Linked DNA regions of Homo sapiens: region 1 is linked to region 2. The links are chromatin contacts, found by Hi-C in ENCODE. All regions are on one chromosome and are shown on one strand. Each heading gives the region's core, a stretch centred on a gene start or an enhancer-like site at or near the end of the contact. The rest is flanking DNA. Distances are from core to core; before and after follow the strand shown.

What was found. Hi-C counts contacts between places; a loop is a spot of excess contacts on that map. Pooled maps may share reads with other maps.
Region 1: a loop to region 2 is called in a pooled map, with 2.7 times the contacts of the local background. The contact joins two enhancer-like sites. A Hi-C loop is called at or near these places in 3 of 37 single-sample maps with no recorded cell type and 4 of 50 pooled maps.

The regions. Positions count from the first base shown.
Region 1 is chr9:84,818,359-84,825,242 of GRCh38, reverse strand. All of the region lies in intron 12 of NTRK2 (neurotrophic receptor tyrosine kinase 2), which reads right to left. Among named protein-coding and RNA genes, the nearest start is that of NTRK2, 150 kb to the right of the region's middle. Within about 2 kb of position 1,427, at least 5 of the 41 ENCODE cell types and tissues checked have a DNase peak (open chromatin) inside an H3K27ac peak, as active enhancers do.
Region 2 is chr9:84,693,297-84,700,035 of GRCh38, reverse strand. All of the region lies in intron 2 of NTRK2 (neurotrophic receptor tyrosine kinase 2), which reads right to left. Among named protein-coding and RNA genes, the nearest start is that of NTRK2, 27 kb to the right of the region's middle. RefSeq lists an enhancer at 5,691-5,950. Within about 2 kb of position 2,340, at least 3 of the 41 ENCODE cell types and tissues checked have a DNase peak (open chromatin) inside an H3K27ac peak, as active enhancers do.

The DNA of each region.
Region 1 (6,884 bases), core at 178-2,677, 130 kb before region 2:
TGGCCCTCTCAATTACAAAGGGCCTGGAGGATGGTAGACAGGGTGGGGGTACACAAAATGGACAGGTTTGAAAGATTTGGGTGAGGAAGACTTGGCTTGATTTTGGAACCACATTCAAGAGCCCAGGGAGAGGAAAGCTGTCCTGGGTAATCCAGGAGTTGGAAGGATGAGCAAATTGTCCACTACAGCAGAAGGCACGGGGCAGGTGTGTCTGGGAACACGTGATGAACTCAGTTAAAAAAAAAAAAAAACTGATCTTTTTGCCTCTGGAACCCACAAAATCCAGAGGTGTTTGGTTAGCAGATGGTGCTGTAGCTTCTGTCTTCTCTCCTCAGATCTGATAGATTTCCTTCAAGGGAAATTGGTTGGATTTTAGAGGGTGTATCTCCAAATTAAAACCATGAATAGCTTTAAGCTCTCCAAAGGAAACAGCCTACATACTGTGGCACTGTGATGCAAGATGTAGAAGCTGCTGGCCTATTTCCCCAAAAGGTCCACCTTTCCAGCAGCGGACAAGTGTGTCTCATAGGCCCAGAACTCACCAGGACACAGAGCACCCAGAAACACTGTCTGCATCTCAGGGAAGAAATTGCCAAACTTAGCAAGAAAAATTTAGAACTGAGAGCTGCCTCAGCCTCTCTTGGGAGCCCATTTAGGGCTGCCTACAGGGTTGGGGGCTCCAGAGCCCCTTTCTTGCTCCTGTTGGGCTGCCCCACCTCTGAATAGCCATGCCACCCTCTCTCCATGCATTACTAGAGGAAAAGAAGAGCTAGTAGCCCAGGGCCAACATACCAATTTGCCAGGGTCTAAGATGATCTGAATTCTGCATGCTGATCTCAGTAAGAAGCAGGTGGAAAGGGTGCCAACAAGCACTGGCCACAGAGTCAAAAGATCAGTTTCTGAATTCTGGCTCAGCCTGTCGACTAGGGAGAGCCACAGATTGCTGGTGGTGGGTCGTGAGGGTTCTCTCAGAACCACTGTTACTGCCATTGTGTGCCCTGCAGTGCCAACAGCCAGCACCTGTGTCACTTTTCTGGAGGCCTTCCCTTGAGCTATTGGAGCCCATTTTTGCCTGTTGCAACCTGCAGCTAATGACTGACAGGTGTACACATATGAAAGCCCAGCTCCCTAAGCTCAGGGTGGGACAACTCTGAAGGGCAACTTAAACCACTGAAACTAAATGGCTGAAACCACCTCCACAAGGCTTTGGCTCAAATCATACTCCTGCTTAGCTCCTCCCCCACTGTCCTGCTTCCCCATACCGGTCCCAGGCACACCCTTAATAAATTACTTGCACATGAATCCTCATCTCAGCATCTGTTTCCAGGAAGCCTGACTTAAGACAAGTATCTACTCAGGGCTGTTGTAAAGGAACCACGTCTGAAAGCCACGAGCAGAATGTCCAGCCAGAAAGTCACAAACGGCAACATTTGGCATCAACACTTGTTATGTTTGGCTCATAGAGACCTTAAAAAATGTGAAGGGTCTTGCCAACATTTAAAAACTAGAAAATTTCACATAAAAACCCGGATCTCCCCTTGTCTTAAAAAAATCAGAAGATTTGGGTACGCTAGGCTTTCATTCCTGCACGCCAACATGGGCTGGGCTAGGGGCAGCCCTATCCTGTGCATGGGGCATTCTCCTCCACCCCAGCTACTGACGCCCAGGACTGTCCCAACCTGTAGTCATTTGAATCAGGAACCTATGGTCTACCACATAGAAAGTACTCAATAAAGTTGGTTGCATCTGAATAAGGTCTCATTTTCCTTGAAAACAATTCAATGCAAGGGCTGCTGAAGTCCAGGAGTGAGTAATTGTGTAAGAGGATGCATCGCTCTGTACCACTCCGACTTGGTCCTCATGCCTGGCAAGGCATTGATGTACACTTCCATAAACACTCTTCTGAAAGAATATGAATCAATAACAAGAGCTGTCATGATAGGAAATTTGTTTGATGGGGAACACAAAATGAAATGAAATAAAAATCACTCGTGGTTTTAGTATGTAGGCGAGAAAAACAAAAACAGGTCTTAGTTTCAGATGTTGTTTTATGTTGCCATAAATAAAAGGGTAGCTACAGCTCAAAAATTACATTTTTTAAACATTTCAAAATGTTGACTTGCCCAGCCTGGGTACTTTTAAAAAAAAAAAATGATTGTAGTAGAAGCCCTTTTAACCAATGAAACTGACAGTAGGTCATTTAAGGAAGTGGAGTTTCCGAAAGCACTCAACCCAGATGTTCAGCCAGGAGTGTCCAGGGTGTAGGTTGGTCATTGTGTTTTACAGAGAGATGGCAAGCAGCAATTAATGAGCATATCTGTTAAGTGGAGCTCAGATAAGACAGTGTCTACTGTTGAGAATGCACCTCGTAGACCTTCAAGGACAGGGAACATAGTTGACCAAGGGTACCAAATGCTGAACTCAGGAATTTATCGCCTCATTTGCACAGAGGCCAAGCTCCAGAGCCAATGAGTGAGAGTGGTGGAAATATAAAGGCAGAACCCTCCTGGGAGACAAGGAAGTCTTCTGATGGCTGATTTGGCTCAAATACTCCCCAGCAGCCTCGCCAGTAACTCCCTAGAGTGAACGGCAGTCGAGGGTGCTTGACCTAAGCCTCCATCCCTCTCTTATTCACCCACAGTCCTGCTTGCATTGCAGTCTGATGCTCTTACAGATCCTTGCTCTCGGATTCCCTTCCCAGTTTCTCTCACCCAAGAGTTTCTCAGGATAAAAATCTTTGCAGCTTTAATTCCATCTTGGTGTCTGCTTCTGAGAGGACACATTCTGCACTGCAAAATTCCTATTGCCCACATTTGGTAAAATCTATCTACTCTACCCAATAAATGAAGGCTCCTAATTTCTTCATATTCCCATGAATCGAAAGGAAAAAGCACTTACAAAGGAAACCTAAGATGAGTGGGCTTTGAGGAATTGAGTATAGAAGTAAGAAAGTGAAAAAGAAAAAGAAGAAGGCTTCAGTGGGGGAGGAGTGTCAAGGGAAAAGAAGGTGACAACTTCTTTGTTTTTCCTCCACTTGGACAATTTTCTAAGAATATGGGCATGGAGACCCCCTGAAATAGCCTATTCACACCACTAGAAAAAGACTCTCTGATACTTTATGCATTACCTATCTTGCTCCAGAATTCCAAATGCTAAATTGCAATTTGGAGATGAAATGTATCATCCCTTAGAGGACTGCTGGCCAAGAAGTCCTTTATGGTGAAAATGACAAACACAGGTTGTCACTCTCTGTATCCCAAACCTCAACATTTCTAGATTTTCATTTTGTTGAAAGGCAGAAAAAGGGAAGTAAATGGGCTTATGAAATATGTAAAATGCACCTCATAACCAAGAAAAGAAAGAACACAGCAATTTACACACATTCTCTCTTCTCTCTCTCTCTCTCTCTCTCTCTCTCTCTCTCTCTACTTCTCTCCCTCTCTGCTAAGAGGGTTAATATTATAAGGAAACCTTCAGGCTGGTTATTTTATAATTCACAGCAAAATAAAAAAAGGAGACAAAATCAGCAGCATCATTTATAAACCCTGGAAAATGGAAGTTTCCAAGCTGTCATAAATAAGGATGGAAGCATTTGCCAAGTCAGAAATTTTGCCAAGTTTGAAATCCACTCAATCCTTACATCTTGGAGCTCAGAACGGAACACCAACCTTTTGGGATTTGTAATTATTTCTTCTCAGCAAAACTTCTTGCTATTTATAAGGAAGTAAAAACAAAGAGCAAAAAATACAACATGGAAAGTTTTTTAAGAAGAGCTGGGAGTGTTACAGCACAGTAAGCACTGAGGAGGTGATAATGGTAAATGGTGTATGTACTGGGATTACATTCCCATTTGATCAAATAGAACTGAAAATACATGGTATTCCTATTCCATAGGGGTGTGTGTGTGTGTGTGTGTGTGTGTAAATTCTTGTGCCCTTTCCTTGCTCTCTCTCTCTCGCACACACACATAAACATGCAAGCTAAGTACATTCCGCCCAACCAATTTGAAAATTTTAAAGTGTGAAAATTAAAGAAAAGACAAAGCATATTTATGGTGTTTGTCTTGAGTAAAAAGAGAACTGAAAGAAAAGAGAAGAAAATGATTTTTTTAAAAAAAGATAAAAGAGAAATAAAAAAAAGAAAACAGGTTACAAGGGCAGGGATACTTCATGCATTTACACCAAGTCAAGAAGAATTACAGCCACCAAAATGAAGAGCAGAGATCTTATGGCTAGCTCAGAACTTGCAGCCTAGAGACACCCAAGAGACAAAGGAAAATCATTGGCCTCAGAGAAACAATGCCAGAAGCAGAGATTTTATAGGCAGACAAATCTGATGTGTGTGCCCTTGGAAAAGTCATTTAACTTTTTAAGCCATTGTTCTCTTATTATGGGCAGTGATAGTATCAATATTATACACATTACCATTAGGCCATAGCCCATAAGGCCAAAGATGGAGTTGCTTGGTTTGTGGAGGTACCTCCCAGCACCTAGCTCACTGGCCGACATACACACTTGATCCTTGAACAACGCAGGTTGGAACTGCTTAGGTCCGCTTATACACAAATTTTTTTCAATGAATATATTCGAAATTTTTAGGAGATTTGAAACAATTTGAAAAAATTAACAGATGAACCTTGTAACATAGAAATATTGAAAAAATTAACGAAAAGTTAAATATGTCATGAATGCGTAAAATACATGTAGATACTAGTCTATGTATTAACCAACTGTTCACGGAATTAGTAAGACTTCTGGTCAAAAGTAAGCTATTGGCTGGGCACGGTGGCTCACACCTGTAATTCCAACACTTTGGGAGGCCGAGGCAGGCAAATCACTCGAGGTCGGGAGTTCAAGATCAGCCTGGCCAACATGGTGAAACCCGATCTCTCTTACAAATACAAAAATTAGCTAGGCGTGGTGGTGCACGCCTGTAGTCCCAGCTACTAGGGAGGCTGAGGCAGGAGAATCACTTGAACCTGGGATGCGGAGGTTGCAATGAGCAGAGATCGCACCACTGCACTCCAGCCTGAGCAACAGAGCAAGACGCTGTCACCAAAAAAAAAAAAAAAAAGAAAGAAAGAAAGAAAAAAAGTAAGCTATTAGTAGTTAAGTTTTGGGGCAGTCAAAAATTATACTCATATTTTCAAATGTGCAGGGGATTGGTGCCCTTAACCCCCACATTGTTAAAGGGTCAACTATAATTGACACTTAATAAATATTTACTGGAGTTGGAAGAGATTTGATGGAAGATAAAATGAGATCATACATTAAAGAATATAACATATGTCTCAGGGTTTTGTCAAGGAAAAATAACTCACCCCATATGGTTCAAATGAAGAGATATATTGTAGGGCCACACAGAGAGATGCGGGCGGGGTAAAGAAACAAACAGGAAATAGGCACTCAGGAACTGACAACAGTGGGAAGCCCTTACCAACTCCAGGGATCAGGAAGGGAAAATAGCTTTGCTGGATCCCAGACAGAGCTGGAGCCACAGAGAAGGCGCCATTCTGCAGGACTCCAGATAGGGAGGGCTGAGCCTGTTTAAGGCTGGCGCCTCCACAGGGGGAACACAACAGACATACCCTGAACGCCTCCTCTGCCTGAGACCTGCCAGTGCACCCCATGGGTCAGACACCCTGAGAAGCCAGCAGGAGACCTGCATGTAATTAGACGTGGCATTCAATTCAACAGCGTTGAGTGAAGCGTGATGGAGAGGTAATCAATCAACCTCCCCAAGACCCAGGAGCCTGGAGTAAACGCAAAGAGGAAAATCTGCCTTGAGAGCAGTCTTTGAAAAGCCTGGAAGCACCCTCAGAGGCTGTGTCCTAGTTCAGGTGACAAACCTAGAACTCTCCACAGGTAAGGTAAAACAGTGCTGGCGACTCTGTACTTCCTACCCCGACTCAAGGGGCTTGAGGTGAAATTGCATGAATTTACTTGAGGCTGAATTAAAATCCTTAAAGCAAACAGCCGTGGCCTATGTTTCTATATAATAATTCAGCAAGACTGATTACAGCATGATGATAATTTTTAAAAAGAGATGGAAGCGTGGTTAATAAACACAAAAGAGGTTTCTCCTTTCCTTCTTGGCAACAGGATAAACATTTCTAAAAGAGAGAGGGAGGGAACTTACTGTTCATTAATTTATGGTCAGGCAGAGATTTTAACTCAGTAAACACAGGCTCCAGGGTCTTGTAGCGTGTGAGATGGGGCTTGACCAAATGACTGGAAAATTAGCATGTGCCCTCAGCAGTCTCTCTCAATCACTGGCTGCCAGACGGGACATTCGAGGACAGGCACATTGAAGTGACCAAGCAGCTCCGACGCTGCTCTGCCTGTGGGTGTTCGAAAGGCAAGGAACAGCGCAGGCATTTTTCACCACCTTGTTCTGATGTCTGGATTCTGTTCATGGAGATGGCAGGACGTGTCCTCCACACCCCTTCCCACCAGGCCCTTTCCACTCGCAAGGTTTCCCTCAAGTTCACTCACCAGAGAGTAGGGACTACTCCAAAAGAATGGGAAGTACTAAAGTTCAAGAGTGATGAGAAAATTCACCTGAAGGCAATAAAAAACAGCAAATCCATCTTCAGTTATAACGGACAAAGCAAACGTGCTCTGGGGTTAACTAATTAGCGCTGAATTACAGACTTGATGCAACTTCTCTTTTTCACAAGGTGAAATTTAAAATGTATGTGCCAATTTCACTACTGTGCCACATACTTGCAAGTCAAGATCTGAAAAGGATTTGTTCATGGCACAAATACCTGAAGACTTGCTGGGATCAAGGGGTGCCTCTCCAGTGACTTCAGTTAACTTTAGAATTCTACTTTAGTGCAACAATAACACAACTGCCAGTGCTAGTAGGAGTGGCCACTGGGC
Region 2 (6,739 bases), core at 1,091-3,590:
CCTGGATTATCCTTGCATCCTCCATGCTCACAACAAGGGCCTGGAACTCAATGGGGACTTTATTATGATCTGCACAAGGCACTCATCTTTAACTTTTTGTTACTTATGCCCTTTCTTTTCATTTTTCATCAGACATTTAATTTATAAACTCCCCGGTTTTATTCAATAGAATACAACGAACCAGCAAATAAAAATGGAAGGCATAGAGGAGAGAAAGACAGGGGTAGAGATGTCAATGGATTGCACAAAACTATGTGGGAAAAAAAAGAAAAAAAACAATTTAAAAATAAAAATAAATTAAAAATAAAGAGATATCAACGGAGCCCGGAATTCAATTTAGAAATGCATACACTCGTTAGAAAAAAAAAAAAACACACACATAAGCTTAATTCTATGCTTTCTAGTCACCAGTGTCCAAGAAAGAAGGAGATGAGGATAAATTTGGTCAATGGTAAATTCACAGTATTCATGAGATGAAAATGAGCCAATTAAGCAAAGCACCACTATTCTGAAATCTAAGACCAGACAGGAAATTTTGCTGAAAACCATTCAAAAGCACCATCAAAAGAAGTTATGAAAAATGGTCACTAGAGAATACGCTTCTACTGTGGGGGCAAGAATGCCCTGGATAAATAAATACATTTTTCTTCTTGTCAAGATGGAAAGGCCAACAGAAGAGCTGGATTACAAGTTTAGCAAGGGCCAGGAGCAGTGCCTCACGCCTGTAATCCTAGCACTTTGGGAGGCCAAGTCGGGCGGATCACGAGGTCAGGAGATTGAGACCATCCTGGCTAACATGGTGAAACCCCGTCTCAACTAAAAATACAAAAAATTAGCCAGGCGTGGTGGCGGGTACCTGTAGTCCCAGCTACTCAGGAGGCTGAGGCAGGAGAATGGTGTGAACCCGGGAGGTGGAGCTTGACATGAGCCGAGATCACACCACTGCACTCCAGCCTGGGCAACAGTGCAAGACTCCGTCTCAAAAAAAAAAAAAAATTTTCAGCAAGGGCTCCTCTAGTAGTAGATCCTAAGAATTCCCCCTCATAAGCTACTACGTGTAGTCATGTCCACAATATAGATGCTAGCTACAAACTGCTCAGGAAATCTACCCCCTAAGAAACTCTCCTTAGCTACCACTAAGTGAAGAATCAAATCATAGGGTTAGAAAAGAAGCCAGTAAGGTGAATAACAGGGAATTCACAGAGGGAAAACTTCGGTGGCCAAGAAACATGAAAAGTTGCTTATCTCCCAAGAAATGTGAAATGTAAATTAAAATAACAATGACATATTATTCCTCTCCCACTAGATTGACAAAATGTTTAAAGTCTAACAATGTAAAACATTTCTATGGATGTGATGAAATTTCTCTGAAATTGTTGGAGGAAGTGTAAATTGTTATAACTACTTTGAAAAGCACTTGGCCTGTATCTTGGAAAATTATAAATCAGAACCCTTCAGGGCCCAGCAATTCTATTCCAGGTATTCATCCAAGAGAAGTTCTCACATATGGACTCAAGAAGAGTCATTGTAATATGATCAGTAGAATATTACAACATTCATTGTCATAGAGTCAAAAGCTGGAACAACCCGAGTGTCCATCCATAAAGAAATAGACATTGTTTAAAATAAGGTGATATATATATATATATATTAGATTAAATCAGATCTACATATTTGAACAGAAAGACACTGCTATGCGAAGTGAGAAAGAAGATAAGCAAAATTGTATACTGATACGTACATGTAACATAAAACAATCTGTGTGAACTTTTAAAAATACACAAAAAATAATATCACATAGTGTTCACAGTCAAGTAGATATGCCAAGTATAGAAAGATGATTCCAAGGAAGGTGGCCTTGGGAAAGGAGAATGGGTCTGGGGTTACACACACACACACACATACACAGAAACTATTTATACCATTTATGTTATTAAACTGCTAAACTATTTTATTAAAAGAAAAAATAGCTTAAAAATATTCAACTATTATTTCTGAATGTAATTATATAAAGTTATTATGTCATTATACTTTTTTGAATTTTTAAAATTTATGAAGAAAAAAGAAAAGAAAGAGACAGCAAGCAAGAAAGGGTGGGAGGGAGAGAGGGAAAGAAAGAGAGACAGAGACTGCAACAACCATACAAAGGAAATAACTGCAGGAAAGCCAGACCCCAGGGTTTCTCAGTGACTCAGTGGACAAACACACCCGAGCTCAAGTTCTTGGTTCCCTGGACCACCCAAACAGCAAACAGCTAACAGCTTTCTTTCCCTGCTCCACAGCCTCCGCATGGAAACAGAAGACCAAGGTGTGTGCTGCGCTGCCCCCTCCTGGTGACTTCCACCTGCCTCCAGGAGGATCTCCACAGCCCTGGCCTCTCCTGCTCTCTGCCTCAGGGCAACTGATCCCAAAGGCACAGGGTTAGGAAGGAGAGAGGAAGTGCCAGGTCAGGGCCACTGACAGGCGGGCAGCAGGCTCTTTCCCAGAAAACCACTCCCCACTGCCCCTGTTAAAGTGCAGTGACACTGTGGGCTCTTCACCGAGTCAAGCTCTGCTTAATAAAACACATCTCCAAAAAGGGTGCCATTCCCTCAAGGGAGCAGTGGGAAGGCCCAGAATTGTGGCACACACCCCAACCAGGAGATTTCTCTCCATGACAACCTCAAACTCCTCTAACCTAGGCCCACTGCTCTAGAAAGCTTAGGCCCAGGGGCTTCCAAGCACAGCCCCTCCGCCCCCAGAGCCCATGTCCCCGCACTTGCCTCACAGGAATCTCACGAGGTCCACGGAGTTTTCATCTTCTCAGAAAATTGAGCTTCCCTCCACCCCCCAGCCTGCAGACGTTGCTTGCATGCTCTCTTAGGCAAGTCAGCGGCCCTTAAATAGTGACCAAGAGGCATGGTGAATTCGGATTTTTTGTTTCATTTGGTACTCCTTAGGAATTTCTCTCACCTCGTCAGTCCCTCAGGGTCCCTGGCCCTCAACCTTTATTAATAATCTGCCAGGAATCATTGGTGGCCTTCAACCATCCTGTTCTGCCCAGAATGTGCCTTCCTCCCTTACCAAGTCCATATACAGGACTCTTGCTAGGACCTCATATTATGAGGGCAGTTTTTGCTGTTATTTTTTGCACATTTACTACATCCCAAGGTCATTAACTATTGCCCTAAAGATTGGATCTTATATGATAGAGTCTTATCAATGTACTCATCTAAATCTATCCCAGGACCCTCCACGACTGCTTGAGTGATTTGTAGACACAACACCAAAAATGCTTTTTCCAATCAGAACATTTTTATTCCATCGGTTGGCATGCAGTTTTAGCATTTATTGCACTTGTAAGTTTGCAATTAAGAATTAGAGCAATGGGAGGTACTCTTTGTACCCTCAATTTTATTTTTCTATGAGTCTACCTGACCCCATAACTGAATTGCTAGCTCCTCATCTCATCTCACTGATCTCCGTTTCCTAGCACAGAGCTGATGCTCAAGGAATGTCTGCTCACTTAGGGCACCCAAACTGATCCTCCACCTGGAGTTTATCACCGTCATAGGACACAGCTTCACTTCTCATGCAGAAAACAAGCAAACAAAGGAAAGACAATAACAGAAGGGGGTGGAAAGCTGATTTGGAACCCCAAATTTGTCCAATCTAAAAGCTAATTTAGATTACAAGAACACAACATATTCAAACCCACTACTTATTTACTTATTTATTTAAGTGATAAAAACCAGCTAGCCACAGTGGCTCACACCTGTAATCCTAGTACTTTGGGAGGCCAAGGCAGGAGGCTTGAGTCCAGGAGTTCGAGACCAGCTTGGGCAACATAGTAATACCCTGTCTACACAAAATTTAAAAATTAGCTGGGCATGGTGGCAGGTGCCTGTGGTCCCAGCTGCTTGGGAGACTGAGGTGGGAGGATCACTTGAGTCCAAGAAGTTAAGGCTACAGTGAGCCATGATAGCGCCAACTGCACTCCAGCCTGGGTGACAGAGCAAGATCTTGTCTAAAATAATAATAATAATTGCCCTCAGCAGATAAGCATTCATTTGCCACAGAACCCCAACATGTGAGGAATGTAAGACTAGAAATGGCCTCCATGATTCTTCAAATCCAGCAATTCTTTATCTTGAAGGAGATGATGCTCTAAGGAGAGACAGTGGACACTGCCACAGGATATGATGAGCCAAAAAGAAAAGGTTTTAAGAAGAAGTACATGCACTTGCCCTGTGAGGGCACAGTGGAAGGAACTACAAAAATTATTGGAAATATATATTTGTTTATATATATTTAAATAATTGGGCAGGTCAGTGAAGGCTTAAAAGGAGAAAGGGCATTGAGCTCAAGCTTTGAAGAGTGATCGGAAAGTGGATAAAGAATTAGAACATAAACACAGTACATGCTATTTGTCATCTTGTTTTGTGTTGTCACCAAATCTTCTCCAGTCTCAATTTGACATTCAGGACCTTTACTAAGACATTTTTCTGAGGGTAAAGAATTTCCTCTTCTTTGGCTTAACAAAAAGCTTATAGCTGGCTTTTTGGAAAATAAGAGAAAAGAGGTAATTTTAGAGAAAATTCACAGAAATATTTTTGACTTACAGGTTCCTGGAAAGGGTCCTCATTACATTTTAAAAGGTTTCACATTTGCTTTAACAACCTATCAAATAATTCCTCTAGGTAATCTCTTCAAGCAACAAGGAGTAGTATCTAATGCATCTTGTCTTTAAGCATATTAGCTTAATAGTGGTATTACTCAAAAGAAAAATTCCCCTTTAGCCTAGACTTTATTACCTGAACTGTACTTTGGCAACACATCAAAATGAAATGGAAGCAGCTGTGAATATTTCAAATGGTGACTCTTCAAAGTGGAATCGTTTCCTGCTACCCCATCCTCCCTCCTTATAGATAGATCAATAAAATAGATAGATACATAGATAGATAGAAGTTTTTTGTTGTGTGTTTTTTTTTTTTTTTTTTTTGAGACGGAGTCTCACTCTGTCACCCAGGCTGGAGTGCAGTGGCGCGATCTCGGCTCACTGCAAGCTCCCCAGGATGGTCTCCATCTCCTGACCTCGTGATCCACCCGCCTTGGTCTCCTGAAGTGCTGGCATTACAGACGTGAGCCACCGCGCCCGGCCAATAGATAGATTTTTATCAAATCTAATCTATCAATCAATCTATCATCTCCAGATGATATCTATCAATCTATCTATCATCTCTAGATAGACAGATGATAGATAGATGATTGATTGATAGATTAGATTTGATAAAAGTAGATAGACCTCAAATTCCCAGGCTTACAGCCACGGCATTTCAACTATGACAGGATTCTCTCTGCTCTAAGGTTTCTTTCATAGGGAGTAGAATAATCCTTTTCTAAAAAAAAAATTCCCTTGGTCCCTGGGTTCACAGCTAGCCAGTTTCAGTTTCTCAGCAAAAATGCTGAGAAAGAGTTTTGAAAGTCAGTCCCTGAGCAGGTGCAGGTGATACGGAAGATCAGACTCTCAGTCTGTGGCTCTATTCTTGAGGGGGTATGCACCCCAACTGTGAGGACGTGAATGGAAAGAACGCTAAATGAGCAAGCCCAAAATCTAAATTTGAAGAGCTTACTACTGCATGCTGTTGAGCAGTGGCATTTTCAGCTTTCAGTTTCTTTTTGGCCATGAGCTTTGAAGTAGCACCAGTAACTCCCTCTTTATGGAGTGCTAACTGGTGTTAGCCAGAAGGCTACCCAGGGACTGTCTCCTAACAAAATAATGCTACCAGGAGAGTTCTATGATTGTTCCCATTTTTCAGAAGACAAAACTGGGGCCTCGCCATGCCAGATCACTTCCCCTAAGTCACATAGCTGCCAAAACAGGATTTGAACCCAGATGTACCTGCCTCTGAAGTCTGAGCCCATAGCCACTGTACCACGCTCTAGGACTGGGGACTTGTAAATCCAGCACCTTCACGATAAATAATTTCTAGAGTTTTTGCACAATGGACCTTTACAAATAATCACAGCCCAAACACAGCAGTCAATGGAAAAGAACAGGGATACTTTTTAGGATGATGTCCTGTATTATATTTACATAGAGCAACAATAGGAGATAAATAAGAAATCTTCAGATTCTTACACAATGCCTCTGAAAACTGCAGCTTATTAGAACAGCCCAAATACTCCGGGCATTTACAAATTTGAGTGCCTGGAAAATAATTGGTAGTGTAGGATGAGGACTAAACATACTGCACTAGCTTCACCTCTTACTGGCTATATGACCTGAGACAAGTCCCTACGCCTCAGTTTCCTTGTCTGCAAAATGCAGTAACGACAGTAACTGCCTCCTAGGGTTGTTGGGAAAATTAGAAAACCAGACTGCACATGAGAATTTCAATTAATGCTAATTATTATTTAAAATGAACAGACCAGTTTCAAGGCCTGGCTTGGTTACTAACTAGCTGGTGAGCTTAATGTCACCCAGCCTCTAGTGCAAGAGGAAATTTGAATTGATAATATCTCACATCTCTTCAATACATAAATTATGAGAAAAAATCTTCAAAATATTATAAAGAAAAAAATTACACTCTGTATTTCTCTCTGAGTGTTTATATAGCACTTTTCTTATCTGTTCCCACCAATATGGTGATTTCCAACAGGGACCACCAAAATTTATGATGAGAAAAAAAAACTTAACATTTTCTTTCTCATAAAACATATAGGTCTCTATAATGAAAGGATAACTTTAATTTAACTT